7 separate regions of the Homo sapiens genome follow, and all the other regions are linked to region 1. A link is a loop called in an ENCODE intact Hi-C map of the cell type or tissue named here. Cell type or tissue: PC-3. All regions are shown on one strand. Each heading gives the region's core, and the rest is flanking DNA. Links, peaks and the distances in the headings are about the cores only.

Region 1 (4,393 bases), core at 86-4,085:
AAGATGATAGAAGCAAACAGTCTCAATTATTAGAAACATGGCTTTCATGTCAATAGGTTGAGGGTACAGAACAGAATGTTGATGGAACCTAGAAATGCTCTTTCTGCTCACACTATACAATGGTGCTTGTGGAATTAATTTCTTGTAAGAATCAAATAGGAGCCTTTAAGTCTGATTTGCGTGATTTCCCAGTTGCCTTTCTGGGGAGCCAGGAGTTTTATTATGAACCCTCACGGTGATCCAGAAGTTGAAGGGATAATTATTCTTGTTAAACGTCACATTGCAGTAAGATATCCTCCTAGAAATATAGGAATATGAAATAAGACTTAAAATTGGATTCTGCTATTCACAATTATGTGTGCCTTTTGACTATTTGAGCATATTCAGCATACAAAGCATGCCCATTAAGTGACATAAACTTCTACACTAGCTGAGAAATATCATGGTAGAAACTCTAAAAAGGAAGTATATGATTGAACATTTTGGCTCAAAGCCATAAGTTACTGTGAGCTCAGAATGAAAGATAAGATAAAAGCAAGGACTGTAAAAGTATCTAAAAATACATATGATACAAGATTTTCAAAATAAAAAAAGACAGCTAAAAATGGTGCAGAGATCCTTAAGAGCCTTCAAAGTGTATCTTAACAATAATAACTCAAATGTCCCTGAGAGAACCTGATTAACAGTGAGCAAGAAATCCCTATTAACCTTTACCAGCTTCAAATGATGACATGTTCACATCATTTCATGTAATAGATAAACAGGAAATCAAATAAGACCATTTTGGAGTAATTGGAATATTGCAATATAAAGAATCTGCCGCAGAGTAGATAATCAACAAATGTTAGTTTTCCTGGGAAAGCACCATCTCTAACGATTATCCCTGGATATTTTGTGAAAACAGTATACTTCTGGTAAATCAAAAATTCAATCAGAATATTCCTCCGTAGTTTAATTCTAAGCTACTCTAGTTCTGTGATATTTGATATACACCATAGTTTTAAATCCAAGACCCTTGTTCCAAAGAACTTGAAAGAGTTACTAAAATTAGAAACATACTCACTGTTAAGATGAACAGTGGCAAACACATACTGCATGGTCAAGAAATTATGTCTGATGTTTACATAGTCACAGGAGTTGTTCCTCACCAAACAGTAGTTCTCAAACTGTAGTAAGCATGAGAATCACTCAGAGAGTTTCCTGAAAATGGTGATGCTCTATGCTAACTCCCATTCTTTAGAAGGGCCAAGAAATCTGCATTTTAACCATCATCTGGGTATTTTGGAAACACATTTGTTCTCAGAGTATACTTGGAGAAACCATGTCCAAAACATATGTGGCTGCTTCTCAATGAAATTTGTCTGCTAAAATGAGAGACATAGAATCTTAGCATCGATGTGATTGTCTGAGTGGATTTCAAATGCAATGGCGTGCTAGTTCTGCCTTGGACAGATTTTCATAATTGAGTGGCTTAGGTGGGGACCCAATATAACTAATCAGAATGTGATTGATGCCACAGCTGATAAAGGTGAACTATACTCACTAATGCGCTACACTCTGGGAGCTTCTTTATGCTGGAGGCTGGGACTGTTGCCCAGACTCTGTGATTGTAATGAAGATAGGCATGGGTCTTTAATGTTTTCTACCTCCTACTCCAAATGCTGAAAAATGGTTAGTATTGAGTATTTTTATACATAGCAAGAACAAGATAGACTGAGTTGGAAATTCTAGTCCCATATATCCCACTGACAATATTCTAATATAATTTCTTTTCTAATGTTCTATTAAAATGATTGATGTCAAATTAAACCTTTGGAATGGTGGCTGGTCATGTGAAAAAGTGACAGTTGGCCAGGATGCCATTATTAACATTTTGCATTCAGACTGATTTAACAACCCTGCTCCACTCGGCATTATATGTGTGCATTTACCCCAATTTGTACTTCCTAAAAAATGCTCTTCAATGAATAAATTGGCTCATGACAGCTGTTCCTTACCTTTTTCTAAATCTCATTTGTAAATAAGGCTCAGCCACCTAGCAATCAAAAGGTTGTTATAGATTACTTTGTAGAATTTTTACTGATCCAAGTTATTTCTTATTTCCAAGTTATGGAAAATAACTCATTATGTATTTTCTCTCTATACACTCGTCAGGCTTTAAAAACCATGTCCTCCAAAATGGAGACAAAAGAAAATCAAAGAGGTAAATCGAATATGCCAAATTTTGGAGAGTAAAAATATCATTATATGCAAACCTGATACATTTCATAACCTGAGTGACATCCCTTAGACCTCCAGTGCACTGGCAAGCTCTAGAAACCACCTGATCCAAGCTATCAGAATACCAAAACACCTGAATGCTATGTCTAAAATTAGACTATTGAAATTCTCCCTGGATTGTCACTTTGCTTTATTACCAACACATTTTTTCTCTGGGTGTCACAGTTGCTTTAAATGAGTAAAGAGTGCCACCAAGCGGCAGCATGATATTCATAAATCAATTCTATTTTCCTTCAGAAAAAATATACTTTACCTTTGTTAATTGTGCTGACATTCTTAAGAGAGACAGGATTACTCACATGATTTAAAACATTTAATTTCAATGTTCAAGTTATATCTCAGTAAAAAAGCACATTTTGCTAGATTGATGAGCAAATTTGCTATGATACATTTTTTAAACATGAAAGTTCTATCTGCAGTATTTGTAAAAAGGACAGTCATGCATTGCTTAACAATGGGGATACATTCTGAGAAATTCATCATTAAGCAATTTTATCTTTGTGGGAACATCATAGCGTGTATTTATACAAACCTGGATACTATAGTATGCTACACACCTAGGCCATGTGGTATAGCCTATTGCTCCTAAGCTACAAACCTGAACAGTATGTTACTGTACAGAAGGCAATTGTAACACAATGGTAAGTGCTTCTGTATTTAAAAATATCTAAACAGTAAAGGTACAGAAAATAAAGTATAAAAGGTTTTTTTATAAAGCACACCTCTATAGGGCACTTACCATGAATGGAGTTTGCAGGATTGGGAGGTGCCCTGCGTGAGTCAATGAGTGAATGGTTAGTGAGGAACGGAATGTGTTAGTAATGGAATGTGAGCCCTAGGACATTCGTGTACACAACTACAGGCTTTAGAAACACTGTATGCTTAGGCTACACTAAATTTATTTTAAATTCTTTCTTTCTTCAATAATAAATTAACCTTGGCTTACTGGAACTGTTTACAAACTTTTCAATTTTTTTTTTACTTTTTGACTCTTGTAATAACACTTAGCTTACACACATATTGTATAGCTACACAAAAGTATTTTTTCTTTATATTCTTATTCTATAAGCTTTTTCTATTTTTAAAAGTTTTTATTTTTACTTACTTTGTAAAAATTTCTGTTAAAAATTAAGACACAAACACACATATTAACCTAAGGATCATGAACATCACTGTCTTTCCCCTCCATGTCTTGTCCCAGTGGAAGGTCTTCAGGAGCAATAGCAGGCATGGAGCTGTTATATCATCTCCTATGATAACAGTGCCTTCCTCTGGAATACTTCCTGAAGAACCTGTCTGAGGCTGTTTTACAGTTAAATTTTTTATAAGTAGAAGGAGTACACTCTAACAATAAAAGTATAGTACAGTAAATACATAAACCAGTAACATAGTTGCTTACTAACATTGTCAAGTATTATGTACTATACACAATTCTATATGCTATATTTTATATGACTGGCAGCACAGTAAATTTGTTTATACCACCATTACCGCAAACATGTGAGTAATGCATTTCACCATGACATTATGATGCCTATGACATGACTAGGTGATAGGAATTTTTCAGCTCCATTATAATCTGTAGGACCACCAACAGATATGTGGTCTATTGTTGACTGAAATGTCATTATGTGGAGCATAACTGTATTAATAAGAATCCAATTTCCAAATCTTATTAGCTACATAGTGACTACTGGTATGGAAACCTGCAGTTTCCAGACAAAACTTTTTTTATTATACAAAATGTTGTTTCTGTCCAGATATTTCAAGAATATCAGATCAGGGGCAAAAGGGTAATTTTTTTTAGTATGTATTGCATAATCCCAGCAATGCTGACATTTAATCCCAGCTCCACATTGAGGGGAAATAAGGTATTCTCATTATCCCAACTTCCTTTTCAAAGGACTGTGCAATTTTGTGAAAATAAAGTCCATAGATAGTCCTCTAAATCTATTACAGTTATTAGTTCTGCTTCTGTATTCATGTATCCCCTCATTAAACAAACATGTACTGAGCATCTACCCTGCCAAGAACAGTGCCAAGAAGAAAATGACTAGACCAGTCCTGTCCTAATGATAATCGTAACAAGCTGGGGTCCCTTGGTTCTGATTAG
Region 2 (4,393 bases), core at 239-4,238, 1.4 Mb before region 1:
TCTGAAGCCAACCAGTTTGTTATTTTGTAAAAGCTGACCCAACAAACCAATACAGACGATTAGACAATAAACTAGAGAGATAAATTACTATACATACAGGAGGCATGTAACCTTGCCCTGAGTTTCATACCTGGATAAGATAAAGTCCTGTCCCTTTCAGTATTATTTAATGAGGCTATATTTGCTTTGCTCCCTTGGGACTCCTTCTGGGGAGCCATGAATTCTTTGCAATATTTGATAGATAGTGGAGGCACGGTTCTTAAGCAAAAATTACTATTGCTCTTACCCTAATTGATATGGTTTGGCTGTGTCCTCACCCAAATCTCATCTTGAATTGTAATCCCCGTAATCCCCACATGTCACAGAAGGGACTAGGTGGGAGGTAATTGAATCATGGGGGCTGTTTTCCCCATGCTGTTCTTGTGATAGTGAATTTTCATGAGACCTGATGGCTTTGTAAGCATCTGGCATTTCCCCTGCTGGCAGGCATTCTTTTTCCTGCCGCCCTGTAAAGAGGTGTCTTTTGTAAAGAGGTGTCTTTTGCCATGATTGTAAGTTTCCTGAGGCCTCCTCAGCCATGCTGAACTGTGGATCAATTAAACCTCTTTTTTTTTTCTATTAATTCACTGTCTCGATTATATCTTTACTAGCAGCATGAGAACGGACTAATACACACTAGTCTACGATGTAACTGAGAGTATAAAAACATGAACACAGACACATCACTCAAAAAGTCAAGCTTCACCTTAATTCAGAAAACGTATTAGGCAGGGAAATGCCTTTATTAAAGGAGACCTCTTGGACACCATTTGTTTTAACTTTTATTTTAGATTCGGGTGTACACGTGAAGGTTGCCACATAGGTAAACTAGCGTCATGGGGGTTTGTTGTACAGGTTATTTCATAACCCAAGTATTAAACCCAACACCCAATAGTTATATTTTCTGCTCCTCTGTCTCCTCCTACCCTTCACCTTCTAGTCGACCCCAGTGGTCTGTTCTTCTTTGAGACATCAAAATTTAAATGTCTTTTTTCTTTGCATCTATTTACATTCTAGATGGGTGAGAAATATTTTTATGTATATATGTGGATAGGTACATATATATGTATGTATGTGTTTATGTGTAGGTAGGCATGCATATATGCATTTATGTATTTATGTATGCATGTAGAACTCTATGTGTGCATTTAAAAATATAGATTAGGCATTCACTTTAGGGAAAAGAAGACATAGAAGTTGTTTATCTGGAAACATTCTCTTCAAATGATCTGTGCCTGCATATTTCCTTGGAAATGATTCAGGTACAGCAGAGGTAACATTATTTAACCTAATTTGAAATTTAATGCCCCTAGTTATATGTAGGAGTCCCCATTTATTCACAGAGGATACTTTCCAAGATCCCCAGTGGATGCCTGAAACCACGGATAGAACTGAATCCTATATACGTAAAAATTTCTTTTTTCTTCTTCACAATTTTATGGATAGAAGATTCATTCTAACCATAGATCTTAGCAGCCTCAGCATACATTTATTTATTTATGTTTTTACTAAGTCAAAAATTTCACCTTGTCCTCTCTAGGAAGCACTTTATGGCTAACTCTTTGGCATATCTAAATTGTCAGCATCACTATTCTTGCTCTGTGGGGTCATTACTAAGTAAAATAAAGGTTACTTGAACAAAAGCACTAAAAAAAAATACAGTTGATCTGGTAACTGAGCTGGCTACTCAGTGGCTAACCTGTGGGGAGTGTTTACAGCTTGGATACACTAGACAAAGGGCTGACTCACATGCTGAGCCAGACAGAGCAGGACTGCCTGAGATTTCATCATACTACTCAGAATGGCTTGCAATTTAAAACTTATTAATTGTTTATTTCAGAAATTTTCCATTAATTTTTTCAGATCTCAGTTGATTACATGTAACTGATACCATGGAAAGCAAAATTGCTAATAAGAAAGGACTACTGTAATTTGAAATTTTTAGCATCATATGAAAAAAAGTGTCCTTAATCTGATAAAGAATAGCTACAAATTTCTGTAGCAAATGTCTTAATTAATCATGAACTATTGATGTTCTCCTATTTGAAGTATGGCATGAAAAAAGCTGTTCATTATTATTTTTATTCAATATGACATTGGAATTTTCACACAATTTGAAAACAAGAACTGACAAAATCATTTGAGAAGGAAGAAATATAGCTGAGATTATTTGCAGAAAACTTGATGTGCAGATAGAAAGCCCAAAGAATCAAATATTAGAATTAATAAATGAATTCAGCAAGAATTCTGAATGCAAGTAAAAATTTAAAATATTTATTAGAACAGAGATTATAAAATAAAATTAAAGGATATCCTTTTTGGTACTATACAAATCAGCTTCAGATTTAGAAATAAATCTGACAATGATATGAAAATCTATAAAACTTTACTGAATATAGTAAGTCTTAAGTGAATGGATTGCATTACTAAGAGATGTTCATTAGAATATTCTCTCAAAATTGATCTGCATTTCCAACATAATTTCACTCAAAATCTCATCAGTGTATTACCAATCCTAGTATATGCTATAATGAACATATAAAAAAATCAAGAAAACCCCAGGTAATCCTGAATTTATAAAACCAGACTGGAGAATTTACATTATAAAATATGTTGACCTACTAAAACTGTAGTAATTAAGGCATTACTTAGTTACTAAAAGTATTTGTGAAGAGATAGAAAATTGTACATAAAAGTACAGAAAGTAACACATTATTTATACCAAAGAAGAAACTGTAGAGTATTGGAGGAATTATGCACTTTTGATAAATGTAACTAGATCAAGTCAGTTGGGAGAATAATATTTGCTATATATATGTATATTTGTATGAAACTGAAAACATGTATATGTGTGTGTGTGTGTGTGTATACACATGAATATATATAAAGATTTCCTATATATAAATAGCAGGTAGAATCTCAATAAAATAAATTCACTTATGAATTTATTTGTAAATTATGAGTTCACAATTTAAATTTTGTAATTGGATTCAGCACTATATATTTTTAGTTAACTTCTTTACCAATACTTTCATTTATATGTTTTCCTAGTCATTAATTAAAATTCTCAAGAACATCGGTCGTGGTGCTAGGCATTGTATTTGAAAAAAAAGAAACATAAAAATATATTAAGCCTCACCATGGTGTCATCAGGAGGTTTTTGACAAGACTACTTGTAATCTTAGACATGCTTTGTACTACCATTTTCATTTTATTATCTTTCCCTTAGAAGACAGAAGACTTCTGTATATAAAGGTAGGCCAGAACTCACTCTCCATTTCTGGAAACTATTCTAGTAGTGGTCACAATGTCTACATTTTTTTTTTAGCACTAAGTCAAATCAAGTGACATGTTTTTTACTGCGGATTTATATCTGTCATATAATCATGTGTAGATTGACACTCGTTAGCAATCTATCACATACCAAAAATGATTTTCAACAAAAAAATGCATTTATATTTGTTTTCCTCATCTAAGTGCATCTTTTCTTATGTAAACATGGCACACAAACATATGCTAACCAAACAATAAGCTTATTCCACTGTGGTATGGTTTCCATCTATACAGAGAATAAGGTGATTGTGCTCTCTGTCTTATCTGCTGCTGGTATGTGAAGAACTGATTCATATAATGAAAATCAGTGAGACTAGCCCCACATAAAGTGAAACAAATGCTGGCATGAACAGTTGATAGTAATTCTTCTAACATTTAAGTCCTTTATATATGTTACATCTAACATGCAAAGATTAAAGATCATTGATTTCCCAAGATTCTCGCCATGCTTTTTCTCCTTTATCTTTTTTCTCTTTTTTTTTGCTATTAGAATTATTTGTAATGACGATGCTATCTTTTTGTTTTAATGAACACTAAAAAATTATCAAATATTCTCAACTTTATATGGAATGTAATTGTGTGATTTAAAAAAAAAAAACTTGCCAAAATGTTGTTCCTGGCCCCTCTAATCTTCACCTTCCTCTTATCGCCTTTCAGAATTTCTCTGGTTATCTCTTGCATTATTTTCAAGGCTTATAGTTGAATGTAGTAGGGAGGAACCTAAGGAGACAAGTCTATCCCATCTGGTCTATACAGAAAATGTATGGCTGCTTTTAATTTTATCTCTATCTCTGTTTTTAAACAATTCAATGATGATGTGCTTTGTATTTTTTTCATGTTTCTTGTGTTGGGGTTTATTGAACTTCTTAGGTCTTTAAGTTTACAGCTATTGTCAAACTTGGAATGCATTCAACTATTGTGGCTTCAAACATTTTTTCTACAATCCCTCCCCCAACTCCACTTACAAGGACTGCAATCACCACTTGCAGTATTAGGCTACTTGAAGATATAGCACAGCTCA
Region 3 (4,393 bases), core at 122-4,121, 1.2 Mb before region 1:
GTTAATATATATTTTAAAGAGGCCAAATTTGATTCAGTGTTTTTCTTGAAGATCTCAGCATAACAATAAGAGAAAGCAGCAGATCATTGAATGTTTTATTATTTTCCCTTATTTTCTAAGGCTATTTTATTAGTTAGAGTTATTCAGAAAAACAGAATTTATGAGAGAGAAAGAAAGGTATTTAAGGAATTGGCTAAGTCCAACAACCATAGAGCAATGTTGTCCTGACTCCATAGTCAAGACACAGCTCAACATAAAATTTCTTAAAACATCATATACACTTTCAATTTGTTCCAATCATGGGGCATTTTCTATTGCATCCCTCATGGGTTTTTCTATTTCTAAATTTTAAATTCTCTGAAGAGTAAAATTTTTGATTCAGAAACATATATTATTTTTGTTTTTGTTGTTTTTGCCTTCTCACCACTTTTGATGTAAAATCTCTTGGCACCTATTTGCTCATCCTTTGTAGCAATATGTCCATTTTTGTGCCTTTCTGGACTGAATTAAGAAAAATTTTCAGGCAAAGGATGTTAAAATACAAAATTAAAAATACACTAAACAAAAGACCATTTCAGTGCATCCACTAAACATGATGCATTTATATTATGATAATATTTCCATTGATGGTACTTAAGGACATACAATGAGGGTTCTTTTGAATAATATCAATATAAGGTGAAAAATATTGCTCTCTCAATGGTAGATTAATGTCCCACAAACCTTAACTGGGCAACTGTGGGACTAAGACAAAAGATTAATATATGAAACAATAATTTTGAACCACGTAAAAATCCCCAAACAAAATAATGTAATTACATGGAAGCATTGTGTCCAGAGAGAAAGAAAAATGAGTTATATAGTTTATATATTTTTAAATCATGATAAACTCATCAAAAGATGGCCTGCATTTTATTATCATTTTATTCTGATTATGGGTCAACAATTCTAAACAATGTCATAGAACACTTCTCTAAAATATATTTCATTTTTCTAAATTCTAAACAATCTTTGTGGCTGCTGTTATTTTTTGTGAATACATGCACAAGTGCCAAATTGGTACATTTCATGATGTCATTTCACATATATTTTATTCTACATGAAACTTAATTCTAAGAACTCTCAAGTATATAGCTTACCACAACACATATAAACTCAGCAATATATATGTGTTTTGATATTAAACTCAAAGTGGTTGATAATTTGTAAGCATATGGTGTCCAAGACCCTGTGTCTCTTCAAATTCCTGAAGTTAAGCAGTAATTTCAGAATAAATAATGAAAGGTCTGATTATAAATATGAAGCATAGAGCATGAGTTTCGAAAATGCTGTCATAGTATGTGGTCAATTGAAGTTTTTGTGTTTAAAATTTGAGACTGTGAAATAGAACATCAACTATAAAGTTAGTTTTTGGTATGTGTAAATTTTAGTCTGTACATGAATATTGAATCATAATTTTAAAAATGAACTCTATTATTCTTTAATAATGGCTTTAAAAATAATGATTAAAAATGTTCATTACCTATTATTGTAGGATTTTTCTGAAAATAATTTTGTTGTCTAGAGATAGAGGAGAGTTAATAACACCTGCATTGAATCTTCTATATATGCCACTGAAAGGGACACATACAACACAACACACACACACACAGACACACATACACAGAAACACACTTTATCTACTTAGTACATTTTAAGTTTCTTGACCTAAAAACCTGTGGACCACACATAGACCACAGTGAATTCTGCAAAAGAAAAATTAGTAGGTAGGACACATTGGCATATAAACAACTGACTCCCTTTGGCAGCTGCCTAAATTCACCATGTTCCTTCATAATCCACTGAACCATTATGACCTAAAATTAGAAGACAATTATTGAGCTCTTACAGTGTAAAACATAAATTAAAATTTCCAAAGAAACATACGTTAAGCCATACATTAATTTTAAAAATGTATTTATCTAGGATGACTATAGCTAACAGTAAAGCAGTGATTATTACAAATAGTTAAAAGAATATCCCCAGAAAGAAATGATAAATGTATGAGGTGATGGGTTACTAACCACCCTTATTGGATAATTTTATATATATATATATATATATATATATATATATATATATATAATATTATATATATGTGTGTATCCAAACATCAAATTATACCGAATAAATAAGTACAATGACAATGATCAATTTAGAAAAAGAGAAAGGTATACTAGAGTTTCTTCTCTCACTGTTCATATATACCAAGGAAGTGCAATGTGAGTACATAGCCAGAAGGTGGCCATCTGCAAGCCAGGAAGAGAGCCCTTATTGAAACCAACCATACTGGCACCTTGATCTTGGATTTTCCAGGCTCCAAAACTGTGAAAAATATAGGACAGTTGTTTAACTTACTCAGTCTATGGTATTTTGTTATGGCAGCCTGAGTTGGCTAAGACATATATTTTACCACAATAACAATTATTTTTAAAAATTGTGAAAATAACGTGCACATGATTTTAAATGTAAACTAGCAGCAAAAATACAATTAAAAAAGAATGTATTGATCTAATTGGTAGAGAAATAAATCACACAAATGTCACATATATATATATAAAATATGTGATGTATTCATATATATGCACATACATATGCCTGTTCATATATGTGTGTATATGTGTGTTAACTTATCTGGAAATTTTAATTTACATTTTACAAGAGCTCAATAATCATCTTCTAATTTTAGGTCACAATGGTTTGGTGCATTATAAAGGAACATGTGTGCATATATATATATGCACACACATATATATATATAACACACACACATTGAGATCAGAAAACGTATTTATTATTTTCTGCTGTGTTAGATAAATTTACAAAGATAAGATAGAAGTTGACCTTCTTCATCAGGTTTTGTGGAATTTTAAAAACTAGAAAATTTTTGACATGCAATCACCCATTCCATGTTATATTATTTTTTAATGATTGTATGTCTTATCTCTTCATTTAAAAAATATTCAAAGGTTAGGGACTTTGTTTTAAGCTTTGTATTCTCCACAGCATTTAAACAGTTTTAAATACTATTTGCTAAGGATTAAAATAATGCATTGCACAACAGTTGCTAGTTTTTATTATCATTATCAAGAGAGATGCAGAATAATTATTCAGGTAAAGCTATTTCAATGTCGACTATAATGCAGGCCTTTGATTCAGAAGTCCTAGGTGTTTTCTTACTATTATTCATAGGCTCTTTACACCTTATATAATCTCACCAGGTACAGGGAATATTTGCTATTAACATAGCACCTCAGGCTGTGCTGTGACATAAATATACTTCCATTTCCATATATTTTCTAGATTATTCAATTATTGTGATTTTCAGAAGAAATAAATAACAAGTGTAGGCTCAATTCTCTTGAGGGTGATTATCCTTAGACAATAGTTACTAGAAATTCATTGTGTTGAGAAGATAGGAGATATATTTACATTCAAATATGTTTGATGTTAGCCTATATTAGTTTTCTTGATCTTTCTATTAAAATACTGAAGATTTTATATTATTTACTTAATGACACTTCTTAATGACAGCTTAGCCACTTCTGCCATTGTATAAATTTGGTATTCAATGAGTAGATTGTTTTGTTCCTAAAATATTTTTTAAAATATATTTATTTTAATTTGTATATACTTTGACAGTTTTTTTAAAAAGCCATTTTATAATTAAAGCTTAGTGGAGTTCACCTAGTTTTTGGTTTGGGTAAAAATTCTTTTCACTAGGTCATACAAACAGGTTATCTTCAATTTCATTATTAATGCTTTTTCTGTCAACACTGTGTCTGAGAATATATACATATATATATATATATATATACTCAGAATATATATATATATACTCAGAATATATATATATACTCAGAATATATATATATATTCTCAGAATATATTCTGAGAATATATATACTCAGTATATATGTATATATACTGAGTATATATATATATACTCAGTATATATATATATATATATATACACACACACATATATATCACGCTCCATCACCCACTGCAAAATGAACTACTTTTTAAATATTTTAGTTCTTATTTTAACTATCTACACTTTTCAATTAATGGTTGTTTTTCAATTTTTGGTTTTATCAAGTTTTCATAAGCTCTAACCAAAGAGGGCTTTAAGGTTCGCCTCAGCTAACTAAACTTTAAACAGGTTCCTTTCCAAATTTAGACTTCAATCTCCATTTTCTTATTTACTTTAGTAAACTTGAAATTGTGAATTCTTTCTCTGCAGCTTTCAGATATAAATCTTCTCCAAGTCTCTTACTAGTTTTACAACCCAGGAATGTCTTTCTTAGAAACTTAGGAGCCACTCTTTTGAAATATAATCATCAAGAAAGAT
Region 4 (4,393 bases), core at 276-4,275, 500 kb before region 1:
AGATCTCCTATGTATCTATAATTCTCACATCCACGAATATTTATATTATCTGAAAGATAAGATATGAGTCCTGTTTCTTCTGTATTTACAACGGAAAATGTTTCCACTACAATTTCTTACATTGTGAATTTTTTTTAGAGATGTAAGCATGTAGAAAATGTGATGAAAACCGTGGAAGCAGTTGACTTCCTTATTGAAAAGAAGGCTTTTTATGTATAAAATGGATATCCCTCTATCATAAAACAGTTATTTTGTGGGTTCTTATTTCTTTGCTTACATTCCTTTTTGTTAGATTGTTTTAATGATTCTTTATGCCCACATCTATTAATTGCTCACTTTCCAAGAAATATACATATACGCTCATAAGAATTTCAAGAATAAGACTGGTGAAACCTAAAGATATTTTTACCTTGTTAGTACAAGCTTTGTTTGAGTTACATACATCCAAAAAATAATTTGAATACAAGTAAATGTTTTCCTTTAACACTAGACAAGTAAGACTCTCTCAATGTAAGATGCTAAAAATTACCTTGGAGTAATTTTGGAGGAAAAAGAAAGATAAAATTCTGGATATTAGAGTGCATAAATATAACTTAGACTTAAACATGAGATTAAGAACATTAAGAAAATTAAACACAAGGCATAGAGAAATTAGAGGTCACTCAATCATATCTTTTGACATCTGATGGGTTTTGCAAAATTAATATGTTACTTGGTACCAGTTAACCAGGCACAAATTTCCATCTCTCTAGCTCTACTTTTGCCCCAACCCTGAATTCTTCATGATTAAAGGCTCTGCTCTTCCTTTAACATTTATTGATAAGCAATCTACATTTTAGAGCAAATCTTTATATCACATAGCATAGGTGCAGAGAAAAGGTAAGAATCAAGTGAGGAGCTATAAAGCAACATTAAAAAAATGGCATTGTCTCTCTTTTCCAAAATGGATATTTGCAATCAATCTACTAGTTAACTATAAATGGAACAATGTACTTTCTTCCTTTCTCCAAACTGGAGAAGAGACTTTTAGAAGAATCTGAGTAAACAGGAAAACTTAGTCTTATCTTACAAGTCAAGGAAGCAGTTATTAAGAACATATGGATAAGCATGAAATCAAATCTTATTCTCTGCAAAGGAGCAAAGTTTGAAAGTAGATGATTCCCTACTTAATAATGTGAAACACTAATTCCATAGAAGACCTGTAGCCTGGCAAACCATGGGGCAATTAGGAGAATAGTCCCCTCATTCTTAGAAAGCTTGGATGGAACTGTGTCTCAGAATTAATATCTGTTATTGTCCTGGAAGAAATAAATGTGTATGTTGGGGCAGAAAAATGTAAGTTTGTGTCTTATTTAAGTTATTAACTGAGAAACAGAGAGTCATATTTATATGACTGCAACTATTCCAATGAAGTAACAAAGAGCATAGACTTGGGAATGTTTTGCAGAAGAAAGATCATAGACCTGGGAATGTCTAGCCCTGGGAATGTCTAATGAACTGCTCTGTGGGCCACCCAGAATTTCTTGCTGGAACTCTGGATATATTTTGTTGCTTGGATATGTCAAATGTGGAAAAATAGATTGCTGGGGATGAATTTGGGACCCATACAAACTACATAAGTAGTTAGGTTTTCTGAAAAGTTGGCTGGAGATTGTACATTCAAAGTTTAAGGAAGAAGACAATTTTTACAGATAGGCAAAAACTCTTAATAGGGTATTAAATTTAGAAACTGAGGACATATAAGAGGATATATTTTTAGAAGACTACTATAGAAAGGGCTTATATCCTTAGGTGTTTTTCCTTTGGTCTATGTAAAAAATCTTACCTAGCATATAGTTCTAAATTTTATGCCCCATGTTCATTAATTACTGTAATGCTTATTCAAGTTTTATGTCCTATGTAGATAAGAAGAGAGATTCATAAGAGAATAAAGACATAAAGAAATTAAAAGAACCACAGCATATTGACACCTTTACTACCCTTTGTTCAACAGAAACATCATCCAAGTGATTGCGCCATGTCTAATACCTTCAGGTGTTCACTGTCACTGAAGTTAGTGTCAATCATGTTAGAGATGGGAAGACCTGAGAAAACTTATGACAGTGAGGTGGAGATAGACCGGGAAGAAATGTTAAAAATTCTTTTTCAAAATATACTACAGAACATGATAGGGCCTGTAAAAATGGCTTCATTCCCCTGAATCTTTTCTTTTTGTCATCTGTCAAAGAGGAATAAAAGGGGTATTTTGCTTTGCTCCTGGTTTTACAAATAATATGAAGTAACATATGAGAAAAACATTCTATAAATTAGGATAAGCCCTATAAATATAAGGCATAATTATAAAAATTAAATACAAAATCAGTGGCAGAGTTGTTTAATCATAGTCCTAATAGAAGGCTCTTTGATGTTAAATGATTTACTGCTGGAACCACAGTGCCACCTAAAGACTTCATACCAAAACTATAGGATTAACAATAATTGTTTTTGATTCTTTTTTTTTTCCTTCTTTGCTGTCTATATTGTGTCAACAAATGTGGATACTATATTGGCAATATTCCATCACAAAGTGTTCTGTAGTAGTTCCAGAATTGAATTCAGTTTATAATGTAAATCTCTCATCAAATAGTTAAGAGGTTTTTTTTAAAGACCTAAAAGCAAATGTGACCAGGAAACAGAACATACATAGAATTTATTTAATGACTTTACATTACATTGCTTTCTAAATGTAATAAGAATAACATTTTCAGAAAACTTAAGCAATTACATCCTTACTAATTTAATGCACATATTCTATACTAAGAAAAACATAGAAGAATATATTTAAACACATGCAGGAAAGAAAGGAAATAGAACAGACTGATTTAATGTATTAAGAAATGGCTTCAGGTCTTTCACTAATATTTACAAAGGACCAACACAGTTCATGTCCTCATAGGTAAGAAGTGATAAAGACAGATAATATAAAGATCAGTCTTACTATAAACATAGATGATGTAAGATAATAAATGAAACACAGGTATTATGGCTAAACATAGAAAACCAACTAGAGAAGTACAATTACAAAAGTCACTTCTTGAAATTCTGTTTAACTCCTTAAGTAAGTGTTTCTACTTTTGTCAGTCCCTTTAATGATACATTTTCATTTATGGTCCTACATGTCTTCAATAATTTTACCCTATAAAAGCAGAAGCAACAGATATGCTATTAGGCTAAAGTCCACAGGTTAATAGACGTTCTTTTTAAAAATTATAATTAATCCTTCAAAAATCCAAGAAAAAAATGGGTGCCTAGGCTTACCTTGTGTATGTATATGTGTGTGTTTGTGTGTGTATGTGTGTGTGTGTGTACATATATATATATATATGCAAGCTTATAAGAAGCATAGGTTGTATATAAAGTTAGGTTTTAGGGATACAATCTTTATTTAATAATCAGTGTTCATTGTACTTTTCCTCTGTAAATGGATGATTATCTCCTTCCAGAAAGTCAAGGAGTTGGCTATGAGCACGCAATTTCTAAGGAAAGCTGATGTCCAGGGATTCGAATTCCAGCCATTTCTCTAATTCTTTCCAAATCAGACACATGACAAACTCAACTAATAGGCTTACGGTAAATTCTTTTTTATAAGTAAATAAATTGAAGACCCTACAAATTGATTATATCTTTGTCATAATGGACAGATGTGCATGTGACCTGAATAATACTTGAGAAATTCTACAACCAAATGGAATTATATTCAGAAGTATCTAGTTTCATTTTTATCTCTCATAACCAAGACATACAATTTACAAGTTACCTTCTGTATGAGAACATATTTCTACAAAACAATATTAAAGGAAGGTCTCTGCCCTATACTTCTATAATCAAGAGGAACAATTACGAGAAGAAATAGTGGGTTTCTCTTTTTTGTGAAATTGGTTTTGTGAGATTGTGAAAAAAATTACTGTTTTTCCCAATGTTGTGGGACTGTGAAATAAATTACTTAACTACAATTTAAAAGCCTACTTAGATGTTGATAATGCTTAAAAGTGAGAAAAGTAGCTATTTAGACAGGGTGTTTCTCCTAAATCAAAAAATCCATCAACTACCATAAAATATAAAATAAAACACAAGACAGTCAATATTTTCAGTAAGATATGAGAATGTATTTTTTGTCACACAAGCTGAATCTGGGAGAGGACTATGATCTTTGTTCATAATTAAATAAGGGAAGCATTGCATATTTGTTACAAACTTTAAAAATCAAAGCATTTCAGAGCAACCATATAATATTCTTTGAGCAAATGTCAATTTTTAATGCTGAAGTTGAGATGATGTCTTTCAAATGCACAAAGATGAAATGTAACGGATTTTTTTGTTTGTTTGTTTTGATATGGAATCTCGCTCTGCTGCC
Region 5 (4,000 bases), core at 1-4,000, 620 kb after region 1:
GCATTGCAAACCATCATGAGAGCAGTGGCTTTTATTCTGAATGTGCTGTGAAAGAGCTGTGTTCTGAAAAATCTGTAAGATGTGATAAGTTAAGAAATCTGGCCAGGCACGGTGGCTCACGCCTGTAATCCCAGCACTTTGGGAGGCCGAGGCAGGTGGATCACTTGAGATCAGGAGTTCAAGACCAGCCTGGCCAACATGGTGAAACCCTGTCCCTACTAAAAATACCAAAATTAGCTGGGCATGGTGGCGCACGCCTGTAATCCCAGCTACTCGGGAAGCTGAGGCAGAAGAATCACTTGAACCTGGGAGGCGGAGGTTGCAGTGAGCCAAGGTCGCGCCATTGCACTCCAGCCTGGGAAACAAGAGTGAAACTCCATCTCAAAAACAAAAAAACAAACAAAAAAAGAAAACGATTCCACGGTTCATTCAGTGATACTAGTTACATTTTTAATAATTATCCAAAGTTGATTATATAATACTTGGAACATTCTTGTAGAAAAAATATTATATAAACATGATTATATATATTTATGTTCTACTTTGTTCTAAAAATTAAGTTTAAGCAGATAAATTTAGTCATGTATTCTACATGTAAATTACTTACCTAGTGGGATCTTTAGTCTCAGATAGTATCTCAAGAAGTTCATCATTGGACAAAAAAAAGAATCTGGGGAAAAAGAGGCGTTTCTTTTCCAAATATTCATTAAGTCCTTTAAGAATGAGCTCCAAAAGTTCATTAGATTTTTTCAGCCTTTCCAGCATTCTGTCAATGGTTACAACTGTCAGAACATGTTTATCCTAAAAATAAAAATAAAAAACACTCAATTCAAAAATATTAGATACTAACTCTATTTATATTCATATTATATTTGAGATTATATGTTTGTAATCAAACAAAGGTTATGTAAATTTTAAGGGGAGTATTTGTTTTTTAAAAGTAGTCTTGCATATTCTAGGTCTACTTGGCCTCTCTGATTCTGTAAAAGTCACATTGATTTAATCCTCAGCCCTGTTCATAACGATTCTCATTCTAAGTTGAGAAGTGTAAGAAACAGAAAATGAGAGAGAGAGAACACTGCCTGAACTCACAAGAAGGACAGTGGAAACAAACTGGTATGAGATATTTTCTTTTGTATTTTATTCTTTGAGGAAAAGAATTCTAAACAATAAGTCATCATTATAATTATTATTTTGAATTTTATTGTTATGAATAATAATAACATAACAGAATCCCTGTTTTATAACTACAGAGAAAAAAGTAAGGGTTGAGGAAATGAGGAAGAAAGCTTTCTAAGAAGATCTTACATTGTAAACAATGACCCTTGAAACTACTTTATAACACTTCTTGCTGAAGGACTGAAGTTCAAGGTGTGCTCTTCCTGAACTCTCTAGAGACAGACTGTTCCACCTTTAAGGCATGGTGAACATTCTCACTTGAAAGTGTCACTGTGAGCTGTTTGCTTTAAAGTGATTCAAACACAATCAAATATTTTTAAAAGAGCTTTCTTTTATCCTGTGTATTCAAAATAAGAATTATAACCAAAAGCTGATCTTAAAGAACTCATATTTTTTAAAAAAAGTAAATAGAGTTTATTGATTTCTCAAAATATCTATACAGTAACCACCAAGTTTATGAAAATCTTTAGAAATACATATAAAAATACAGCCTAGATATAGTTGAAATAGAATTCTTTTTACTTTTTTTTCTTTAACACATGGTTGATGTCATCTGGGTCTATTCTTGGTCTTATAATTCCAAAGTCAGTGTTCACCACTGACATCATTGACAATGTAAGGAAAGTTCTTTACTTAATAAGCTTGAAGGTGTTGAAAAAACAAAAAAGGTGCTAACACAACAGAGATTTCAATCGCCAAGTAGCACACCTCATGAAAATACACCAGACATTTATTAATGTAACAGGGCATTTTAGGAAATTTATATGAAATTAAATCAAGAGAATATTGTTAAAAACTAAATACTAAATTTCAAGATTAACTAATTAGATATTTTTGGTATTTAGCCATGACTGAGAGATAACCAAAAATGTAACCAGTAAATTTTTTCCTATAGGAATTTTATTCAATTGCAGGAGTCTCTAAAGTATGTTTTTGTGAACATACTTTGAATGTGTCTGAAAAGGAAAGATACAATTTTTGCTTTTTTTGGATTACAACAATGCAATTTGGAAACAGCAATTTAATCAAAGAAAATAATTATCATTACTTGTTTCCTCAATAAAACATGAATATATAAATCATATAATATAATTAGATCAATTTATCTTTAAAGGTGCATAATTTTTAAAAGGAATTTTATTATGCTTCTTGTTTTATGTTTCAAATAGACATTCACACACACACACACACACACACACACACACACACACAAACACACACAGCATAACAGACTCAGGCCATCATGTTCGCCTAAATCCAAATATCAAAATAATGTTCTTAGAGTGCCACCTTCTGGAAAAGTATGCCTGTATTTGTTTGGGGAAAAAAGCTGAATTGTGGCTAATAAATGTAAAAAACTCCTTTCACACATGAACAGTATTTGTTATTCTCAACCAAAAAAATTATTGCAATGTTTCCATTCTTAATCTAAGATTTGAAAGCTAAAAACTCAGTTATTTAAACCAGTATATTCCATTTGCTAAATATTATAATTGCCAAAATAACAAACAAACAACAACAAACCATGGAAAGAGCATTCAGGTAAACTTTTTTTATTATTGAATTTCCAGGGTCAAACCTATTTAACCAGATTAGCTTAATAACTCTGAACCAAATATGCTACTTTTAAATGAACACAGGCAATAATCTATGTATCTTTGTATATGGATTTAAGATTTTAAAATAAAAGTAATCATCTTATGACTGGCAACTCAACTACCTTTACTCTCTCCCAGTGAGAAGACAAACATAATAAAGACTGTATCAGATAAAGAAAGGGGCCCAAGTTGAACAGACTTGGTGTCTGTCCACACTCTATTCCCCACTACCTGTGCGACCTTAGATCATCTGCTTAATCTGAGTCCCTTTTTTATTATCTTGAAAATGGGGATAAAAGCCCTCTCTCAAAATCGGTATGAGGACTAAATTAGATAATGTATTTGAAGTGACTAATATGGTGTCTAAAACACACAGACACTTGAAGCGACCCTTTTACTCCCCCTTTCCTTCTCCTCACCCCAAAATTGTCTGTTAGAAAGAGTGCAGGTGGGGAAGGATTGACTCTGGGGAAAGGGGAAAATGAAGCATTTACATCACTCCATGTTTTATGGAGTTAAAATGAACATTTTATAATCTTCCATCCTTCAAGAAAGGTATTTATCATAGTAAAATAACACTGACTTTAAATTCCTCTAAGAATCGCCATCAAATCCTGGTACAGAGTCACCATTCCATGTTGAGTGCTTCAGCAAATGCAGGATGAACTGCACTTGGGCTCATACAGGGAAACTCAAGGAATGTACAAGCCTCCATGTCACAGAAGGCTGGTACTTCATAGCTATGTCCTCAGAACATAGCAATAAGATGTTGTAACAGGAAGCTACTAGAAATTTGAATCTTAGTATGACTTCTTTGACACTTTAATTACTTTCTGTCTCCTAAAGGGGAAGAATTGAATTATTAATTGTCATTTTTTTGGTTAAAAGAACACTGACTGACAATTTTTAAGTGTCTTCTTTTACTTCACAACCACCCACCAATCTCATCAGCTCTAGTGATGATCTACTAGGTTTACATTTCTAAACCAAATGAATGTGATATCAGGGGCCCGAAACATTGAGTATATAGAGAGCTTTCTCATTTCTGCTACTAGGAAGTTTCATAGAAAATACGGTTTTGTCACTGCTCAAAGAAATAAGAGAGAACACAAACAAATGGAAAAAAATTCCATGCTCATGGATAGGAAGGATCAATATCATGAAACTGGCCATACTGCCCAAAGTAATTTATAGATTCAATGCTATTCCCCTCAAGCTACCAC
Region 6 (4,393 bases), core at 141-4,140, 450 kb before region 1:
AACCCCGCCTCTACTAAAAATACAAAAATTGGCTGGGCGTGGTGGTGGGTGCCTGTAGTCCCAGCTACTAAGGAGGCTGAGACAGGAGAACTGCTTGAACGCAGGAGGCGGAGGTTGCAGTGAGCCGAGATTGCGCTGCTGCACTCCAGCCTGGGTGACAGAGCGAGACTCCATCTAAAAAAAAAAAAAAAAGAAAGAAAGGAAATATATTAAATTGATAACCAGTATTATATATATATATATGCCTTGTTCTTTATTTTTTGGTAAACATTTTATTTGGAAAGACAAATTAGGTCACACAGATCTATCTACAAGTGACTGTGCTGCAACAGGAGTAACTAACATATCCCTCAACCTCCTACAGTCTATGACAATCACTTCCCAATAAATTAATAAGCAAGTCCCAATCAAAGATTTCCCAGATTGCTTTCCACACAAACAACATTATTCCGAGTGTCTTAAATACATATCCAATGGAAGAACATTTTAATTTCAAAGTTTTTATTAAGTAATTCAAATGAATCATAACTTGTGCTTTCCATACATATTACCCATAATGAGCAATCTATTAATCTATCAAAATGTACCTATAATTAAACTATCAATCTATTTTTTGTAATTGATAACATGTAAATAAAAATAAATTACCAGAAAGTTGAAATCATTTTATTGGTAATTTTACTTTGTCATATACATCAAGATAAAAACTGTCAGACTACACTAGATTCACAGACAATTGTTTTGGTGTTAAGAGAAAGCAAATTTATGGACTGCATAAAAAATAATTATAACAAAAGTAATTAAAAAGAGTAGATTTGAAGTTGCCTTGTCACTAAGAATCAAAAAAAATTGGCTAGAAATATTTTATTGTGCTATAAGTGAACATAGAGAATTTATATGTAACATACCTTCCTTTTGACATGTGTGAATGTGTATGTACTTATACACGTGTGTTTACATTTGCATGTGAATCTTTCTTCTTCTTTTTACTTTTCTAAAAGGAAAGCCTTTTATTTCCATACAAGCAAATCTGTGTTGCCATGAAATGAAGGATTAGGCGATTGGTAGTGAGATCTTGATAACAGTGGTAAGAAACTATGATATTAAAGAGGAAAGTTCTTTTGAAGGCTTAGCCAAGATAAACAATGACCTTGAGAAGCTGGGGTTTCAATGTAAGAAAGACACCACAGGCCTCCTGTTAGTAAATGCCAAGTAAATACAGATGCAGGTAGAATACACTCCATGGGATTTTGAAAGTACCTGATTCATAATAAAACAGTGCTTAAAATTGTAAAACTCCCTTTTCTTTTCTTTGTAAAAATTGCATGGAGTTGGCTGAGGTATTGTTCTTGTTCAAAAAACAGTTTCATAAAGAAATGTGTTAGAATCAAACAAGTAGATCAGCTAGTGCTATCACTTATATAAGAAAAAACATTACCATAAAAATACCCTTAAGAACTTTTTCTGACTCCATATTATGGGCTTCTAAAATTAAAACACGGTTCAAAGTAATTCAAACAGAGTCATCCTCAAAAGGCTTTGCCTGTATTAAGTCTCCTCTCCATGACAAAATGATCTTCCTCTTATTGCCTCTAAAAACAACCTCCCAGAATGTTCCAATTGATGTTCCAACTTTCTTATTTTGTTGGCTCTAAAAGCTTGCCTAATACTGAGATGTATTTAAGGCTGACACTGATATCAGACATCAGATTCTACACCTTCGAAATTCAGGGTGACATATATGAGGTTTCTTTATTAGGAGTAGAGAATATAAAATGTCTAATATAAAATTGCCCCCTAGTGGCAGTAAAAAGCTCTCACTGATAACCACCTTTAAAAATAAGGGTCAAGGCCAGGTGCAGTGGCTCACTCCTGTAATCCCAGCACTTTGTGGAGTTTATCCATTCTCCACCCACCAAGGCAGGCAGATCACCTGAGGTCAGGAGTTTGAGACCAGCCTGGCCAACATGGTGAAACCCCGTCTCTACTAAAAATAAAAAAAATAAAAATACAAAAATTAGCTGGCCGTGGTGGCAGGTGCCTGTAATCCCAGTTACTTGGGAAGCTGAGGCAGGAGAATCGCTTGAACCCAGAAGGCAGAGGTTGCAGTGAGCTGAGATCGCACCATTGCACTCCAGCCTGGGGGACAAGAGCAAGACTTCATCTCAAAAAAAAAAAAAAAAAAAAAAAAAAAAAAAAAAAAAAAAGGTCAAATTGAGTTTGGTAAACTTATTTCAACTCTTTTACTTTCCATGAGGTGTAGACTTATATAAAGAACACAGTAATAAATGTTATTAAGTCTCACCCTCTCTAGAATGAGAAATAGAATTTGATTGCAACCATATCATGAGAATTTAGCAGGGCATAAAACAGCTACTTAACCTCCAGCCTTATAGCAACCCTTTATCCTCCATAACTTTCTTTTAGAATCATGACACATAAAACACACTGCTACTAGAGAATACAATATATCCCAACTGGAGACTCTATCCATCTTGATTAACATGTAATCAATAACGTTCCTTTTATACAATTAAGTCATCTTGAGTCAAGTAAGTGACATAACTTTTTAAGATGACAGAAATATAATTTTTTCCCAAAAGGTCATAAGGAATTACAATTTCCATAGAAAATATTACTTTATATAAATATCAGGGCTATAAGAAACATTGCCAGGGCAATCTACTTTTTAATGAAATAATTAGTAAAGTCTTAAAAATTGTTTTGCAAATAATTAACAATGTTAAAATATGTTAAAAGAGACTATTAATACTTTCTGCTCTTTTTCATCCACATAACTCATTATCTAGCAAAGAAACAAGACCAACAAAATAATATATCATCTCAGTTCTAGTAACTATTAGACATTGTAAGGCCCTGTAATTGCCAATTAATAAAACCAATATTCCATTAGCATTTTTACAATATATCACTTTTTCTTCTACTCCTTTTCCTTTTCTTTCTCCTGCTTTTTTTTTCTTTTAACAGTCTTTTCTCTGTCTTTATGTCTACAAAATGGCTACAAGAAGTCTTAGGTATTCTGTTTTACAACACATATTTCAGACATTGACTATTTTATAATAAACTTAATTCTAAAGAGCAATAGCATTGGATTCATATCAGTGTATTGTAATAATTATGCTTTCATTATTTCATCTTTGTTCTTGAGCCGTAATAACCTTGAAGTGTTTGCACTAATACTGTTGTAGTTGTTCTTAAACATATACAAATTATAAAAATAAGGCAATGGGAGTAAGAGTTTAGATTTACAGCAAACTATATGTTTCTGCTAGTTTTGACACTAGTTTGCAGTTACCCTACCAACCTGAGCCATAAACAGAAACTAAGCACAGATTGGATAATAAAAGCATAATATGTATATATGAAGGTTTTTCTATGGAGAAGGAATACAAATGAGGGAATATTTTTTAAATTTTAAAAAGTGAATAGGTATCTATAGGAAAGCCCCATTAATGGATATTGCGTGTGTTTTTAATTGTTTTTCTGGACTGAACACGGTTCAAAGCAAAAGAAGAGTCCTACCCTGCTTATAGTTACAAGCACAAAAGAATAAAAAACAGAGGCTCAAATACACATTCTTTAAAAACACGGATCGCATGTTCTATTGACAGGCACAAAACATAGAAAGTAGAAAGCAGTTAAATGTACATTTTCATATTACTGAATCTGAAAGTGCCAGGAATTTTTTTTTATCTTCCTCCAAATGTTTCCTTTATGTTTGTATAACATAAATAGAAATGAAGTCTATTCAAAGCTGTATTTTATTGACCTGAAACCAAAGGATGAATTTTATAGTTAACTACTTAATTGGGTACCCAAAACAGCACTGCTCTTTGTTAACAAATTCACGAAATGTAGGCATCTTCAATACAAAGAAGGACTTATGCAATAATCAGGATTTTGTGTAGCACACTGAGTCTTTAGTGGTGAGACACATCGGACATGAACACTAAAAGTTTTACCATGTCAGGTTTCAGGGCAGTGGCATTTAACTCATTGATGTATCTTGCAATCAGTGGACAATTTAAAAGGTAGAAATATGGTAATTAAATCCTAGAAACTGGTTATGAAAAACTCGGCTTACATTTGCACAAGTCAAGCAGTATGGGCACATTTATCAAAAGGAAAACATACTATCCAAAGTCTGTCACATTTGGGGTTATGGAACAATATAAAATGAGATTAATGTGTAAATTATATAAAATACAGAGCACAATTTTAAATAATATGCATAAACATGGATGATAGTGCTAGATCAATCAGAAATGGAAAAATAAGAAATTCAATGAAAATCATTAAATTGAATTACAAGTATAATTGAATTATAATCATTCACTTAGAATCAGATTCCTATTAATAAATGAACGCACAG
Region 7 (4,393 bases), core at 257-4,256, 1.6 Mb before region 1:
TTCTTAGTAAACTCTGCTTCCATGCTCTTCTCCGTGGTTTCTGACAGGGCCAACGACGTGACAATTTACTTCATCTCAAGGTGTACAATTCTTCATATAGACCTTGCTCATGTTTTGTGATTGAGGTAAAACATTGATATTATTTGTGACTCATTATGGTACATTGTTCCATACAACAGCCTCCTCATCTTCTCTCCTCTCTCTAGCTAATGGTTTTAATTCTGATCATATTTGACCTATACTTTTCAATTCAGACTAATGTTGATTGATTTCTCTATTTTATGTGTATAATAAACACAAACATCAGATTTATAACTACCTTAAGTAGAAGGAAGTGTGATACTTTAAAACAAAGAAAGCACTAGTTATAACATGTGTAGTTCACCTGCCTGTCAGTAAAGATAAGCTCCAGCTGCCAGCTTAGTGCAGTATCAACATCCTCAGGGGCTTTCGGTGTCTTTTTGTTCATTTGTTTGTTTGTTTAACACAATGGTAATCATAAGACCAGCTTTGTGCCTCAGTAATGAAGCAAACAAAGAAAATGAGAGGTTGCTTTTCTGTGGCTATAATAGAATATGCATCAATCGCCTCCCTCACTGGTGGATGTAGCCAGTTTCTTTGTTTTTCTCAATTGTATAGATTTCACAGAGGTAGGACAATACAGCGGTTTAGATCATGGACCACTTTGGTTCAAGCAGCACTTTCACTTTCTTGCTATATAACCATAGGTATGTTGTCGTATCTCTTTTTTCTTTTGCTTTCCATCCGTGGACAAAATTATTACCTATGTATAGAATTCTGGTGAGGAGAAGTAAATGAGATGGAGAAACATTCTTAAAAGAGGGTCATGCCAATAGTAAGTGTAACATGAAGGGTCAGTAATCATTATTATATGGAATGTGAAGGCTCCCTTTTAAATGTGGTCTCTTCCCAAACACTGAATTCTTCAGTGACCACTATGAGCCCATGATGAAAATTCAATCCATCTCCAAAAACTAGACAGAAGGAAGGAATCGTAACTGTGGATCACAGTTGGCATGGGAACAAGGAGTAAAATTATCCAGAACATCTGAAAATACAGGCATTGGGAAAATGATGCATTACTGTCACTCTCTTTTGAGTAACTCCCCAAAATCTTTTAAAAATAAAACTTCAGGTCCATTTCTTTGTCATAATCACTTCACTGAGAAAAAAGGTGGAAGATATGTGCCCTGTTAAGCATAGATGAGAAGGAGTGAGGGAAAAAGGGAGGAAAAGGGAAAGGGAGACCGGCTCTCATCTCTTGTCTTTTATTTATATTTACTTCTGATTTCTTCTTACTCAAAATGTACCATTTAGTTTTTTTTTATTATCAATCTTGAATATTTTTATCTTTTAAGCCCTGGCATTTTCACGTTTGTCCATTAGCAAATCAATGTTAATTCTCCTTCAAATATGTAAATTCTTGAGAGAATAAATTATGAATGAATAAACTAAAATTTCCAGTGGGACTTGGCATTTTAGAGGAGGGCTTCTTTATCTCTCAAAGTAGAATATACTGCAAAATAGACGTTCCAAGCTCAAGAGCAGGTCAGTGACACTAGGAGAAAGGTCTGGATAGAGGGCTTTTCACTGCATAGCTATTAGATTTTATCTCATGGTTGACTGATAGTTCAGCCTAACCTCAACTCTATTGGAAAATAGTCTTTCTTTGCTCAATAAATCCATGAAGAGGAGGCATGTGCTTTTCTGAGCTTAAATTCTCTGAGAAAAGTTGTGGTGAAGCTTCACTGTGCTAGCATGGATGATAGAAGATGGTATTCTTACTCAATCAAAATGTAGCATGCACCCCTTGCTTCAATCCTTTCTGCTTGTGCTTTTTTTTGTAAATATTATTGATAGCTACAATATCTTATGAAATATTAACAAAATATTTTAAAATTACTATACAAACATGTATAACAACTGAAATTATACTGCAACTATATTTTTCTGGCTCTCACTGTAAGCTTGCTCAGTTTTAGCAACATGGAAACAAGAATTTGTTATGTCTCTTGTGCTTATTTTGGCTCAGAAGACTGTAAGTGTGGCGCTTGCCACCAGAGAGCACTCTTTAATGGTAACATCATATTGTAATGCCCACTGACTTTAGTGTACACTGTTCCCACACAGTCTGATTATGACTTATTGCAATCACTTTATACCAGATAATTCTCTTTATCTTTTACACAGGGATATAACTTAATTACTTTCAATTAATTTGTTCTATTATTATAAATAAATTATTGTTATATTTTAATTGTTACAGGCAATAAGTATTTCTAAATAAAATATAATTTGATACCTTTTCAATTTATTAACATATTCAGTTTTAATGTTAACAATTAGCTAACATGGTAGAATTCATAAAGAAATTTATGGTAGAATTCATAAAGAAATACCATTTTGTTTCTAAAAAGTGCTATTGCTACTAATTAATACTCTTTGCCATGGGGATGGTAGTCTTTTCAATTTCAAGAATGAACAATGTATTTAGCAAAATATTTGAGAAACAATATATATTGTCCATTTTATCTATTGAATTAAATGAACACAAATATTTCAATACATTTTCATTTGCTATTTGACAATTGTGTTTTCAAATTTAAGTAAAATTTATTCTCAAAAATTCTGAAGGAGGCAAAAAGGAAATATACATGTACGCTTGTAGTATATACACATTACATTTGTATATACATGTGTGTATATCTATCTATATATTATATCATAAAGATATAAAAGCCTGTAGGCCTGTATCAGTAGCCAAGTAGCCAGGGATTCATCAGGGAAATAGAACCAGCAGGAAAATTTAAAGAAAAAATATATGTATTTATATGTATATATGTTTATATATATTTATATGTATACATATATTTATATATATATATAGAGAGAGAGAAACATAGAGAGAGAAAAAACAGAGAGAGAGAGAGACTTATTGCAAGGAATTGACTTACATGAGTTGGAGGCTGGCTAGGCAAGTCTGAAATTCATAGATCAGGCTATGAGAAAGGACAGGCTGGAAACTCTGGTAGGAGCTGATGCTGCAGCCCACAGGAAGATCTTCTGAGGGAAATCCTCAGTTCTGCACAGTTTAGGTTTCCTGAAGATAGATGCTTGGAAAGCAACTATTTTATGAATAAATGCAAATAAAAGCCCATAGCAGCTGTAGAAGTCCAAGACCTAAATAACTCACTTGAAACAAATATGCTTTGTGATGAAACTTCTTAAATGTTTGGACTGATGATCCTAACTCTAACCTGAAACTTTTTTGCTAATCCTTTCCAGAAAACTACTGCTAAGAAAGGAGTATGTAAATAATATATGTGAAGGGTTGATAACATTCAAGTTATACTTTTTTAATGTAAAAAGAAGCTCTGGTATGCAAATCTTTGTCAGGTGATTCAAATTCTGATTTTTCAGTGATATTACTTATATGGAAAATCTAATAGTATTCTGATTACTACAGTCCTACTTGTTTGGAGCTGTATGGGAAGAAATTGAATTAGAATGCCTCTTTTGGAGCTTTTATGACCCTTTAGATGTGTTAGCTGTTATTTAACATACTTTTTCATCAAATTAACTTATAGCAGGTTTGTACTGTACTTATGAGCTCAAAGAAGCACTTTTTACTACCTTAATTCAGTGACTTCTATATTTTTTCCTTTGGGAATTCCTGTATTAGTGCACAAAGTTAGTTCACTTTTCTTCAAATTTAGTGAAACATCATCATATTATTTGATAAATAATCATTCCAACTTTCCTCATTGGCTTGTGATACTCCTTTTTCATATATCTTTTTATTATATATAGTATATATCTTATTATTATATAGTATATATCTTACTATACAGTATATATTATATATAATATATATCTTATTATCATACAGTACATATTATATATAGTATATATCTTATCATACAGTATATATTTTATATATAGTATACATCTTATTATATATACTAGAATTTATTTTATATATTGTTTTCCTAGAACCACCATATTTTATTATACCTATATAATATATATACACATATAAAATATATATTATGTATTAAAATCAGGGATGGCAAATATTTTAATATTTTGTTTCCATATTTAGAATGACCTATATAAAGTTCCCTACCCAGTGACTCATTGGCACTGCTGTGCTTCTCAATCCCCCTGCTTTCTTTTCATTAGTCTGTTGTTACACCGATGAAGAACTTGGTGTCATTTAATGGGTGCAAACTTCATAGCTGATACTCATCTTAAATGTTGTTATCTTCACTATAATACCCTCCATTTAATTTAATGATAGTAGCCTCCACTTAATTTCAATTTTAATTTACATAGCATGTGACTATATATCTTCAGATAGGCCATTTGAAAT

The links. Peaks named below come from ENCODE experiments on the same cell type or tissue, not always from the same donor. Only the 100,000 strongest peaks of a DNase experiment are listed, where the experiment ranks them.
Region 2: it touches region 1 in a loop (18-fold over the local background); 4 of 110 quality-filtered maps call a loop at or near these places.
Region 3: a loop joins it to region 1, with 23 times the contacts of the local background. A loop is called at or near these places in 22 of 110 quality-filtered maps.
Region 4: it touches region 1 in a loop (5-fold over the local background); 5 of 110 quality-filtered maps call a loop at or near these places.
Region 5: a loop joins it to region 1, with 14 times the contacts of the local background. A loop is called at or near these places in 14 of 110 quality-filtered maps.
Region 6: a loop joins it to region 1, with 6 times the contacts of the local background. A loop is called at or near these places in 7 of 110 quality-filtered maps.
Region 7: it touches region 1 in a loop (9-fold over the local background); 6 of 110 quality-filtered maps call a loop at or near these places.

The regions. Positions count from the first base shown.
Region 1 is chr2:195,316,200-195,320,592 of GRCh38, forward strand. The region is part of intron 1 of LOC105376755 (a long non-coding RNA gene); the gene reads right to left. Among named protein-coding and RNA genes, the nearest start is that of LINC01825, 210 kb to the right of the region's middle. In PC-3, for the core only: CTCF peaks have their summits at 2,469 (motif pointing left) and 2,669; DNase peaks (open chromatin) are centred at 2,452, 3,072 and 3,802; H3K27ac peaks cover 1,350 bases.
Region 2 is chr2:193,965,021-193,969,413 of GRCh38, forward strand. No RefSeq gene overlaps it. Among named protein-coding and RNA genes, the nearest start is that of LINC01821, 380 kb to the right of the region's middle. RefSeq lists an enhancer at 191-712. In PC-3, for the core only: no CTCF peak of the experiment used is centred there; a DNase peak (open chromatin) is centred at 1,771.
Region 3 is chr2:194,164,702-194,169,094 of GRCh38, forward strand. No RefSeq gene overlaps it. Among named protein-coding and RNA genes, the nearest start is that of LINC01821, 180 kb to the right of the region's middle. In PC-3, for the core only: CTCF peaks have their summits at 2,308 (motif pointing right) and 2,509; no DNase peak of the experiment used is centred there.
Region 4 is chr2:194,817,145-194,821,537 of GRCh38, forward strand. The region is part of intron 3 of LOC105376755 (a long non-coding RNA gene); the gene reads right to left. Among named protein-coding and RNA genes, the nearest start is that of LINC01790, 89 kb to the left of the region's middle. In PC-3, for the core only: a CTCF peak has its summit at 2,434; no DNase peak of the experiment used is centred there.
Region 5 is chr2:195,935,992-195,939,991 of GRCh38, forward strand. DNAH7 (dynein axonemal heavy chain 7) reads right to left here. Exons shown (of 65, transcript NM_018897.3): 20 at 608-801. Among named protein-coding and RNA genes, the nearest start is that of DNAH7, 130 kb to the right of the region's middle. In PC-3, for the core only: CTCF peaks have their summits at 2,476 (motif pointing left) and 2,678; a DNase peak (open chromatin) is centred at 2,440.
Region 6 is chr2:194,865,755-194,870,147 of GRCh38, forward strand. The region is part of intron 3 of LOC105376755 (a long non-coding RNA gene); the gene reads right to left. Among named protein-coding and RNA genes, the nearest start is that of LINC01790, 140 kb to the left of the region's middle. In PC-3, for the core only: a CTCF peak has its summit at 1,792 (motif pointing left); no DNase peak of the experiment used is centred there.
Region 7 is chr2:193,693,487-193,697,879 of GRCh38, forward strand. No RefSeq gene overlaps it. Among named protein-coding and RNA genes, the nearest start is that of LINC01821, 650 kb to the right of the region's middle. In PC-3, for the core only: a CTCF peak has its summit at 2,082 (motif pointing right); no DNase peak of the experiment used is centred there.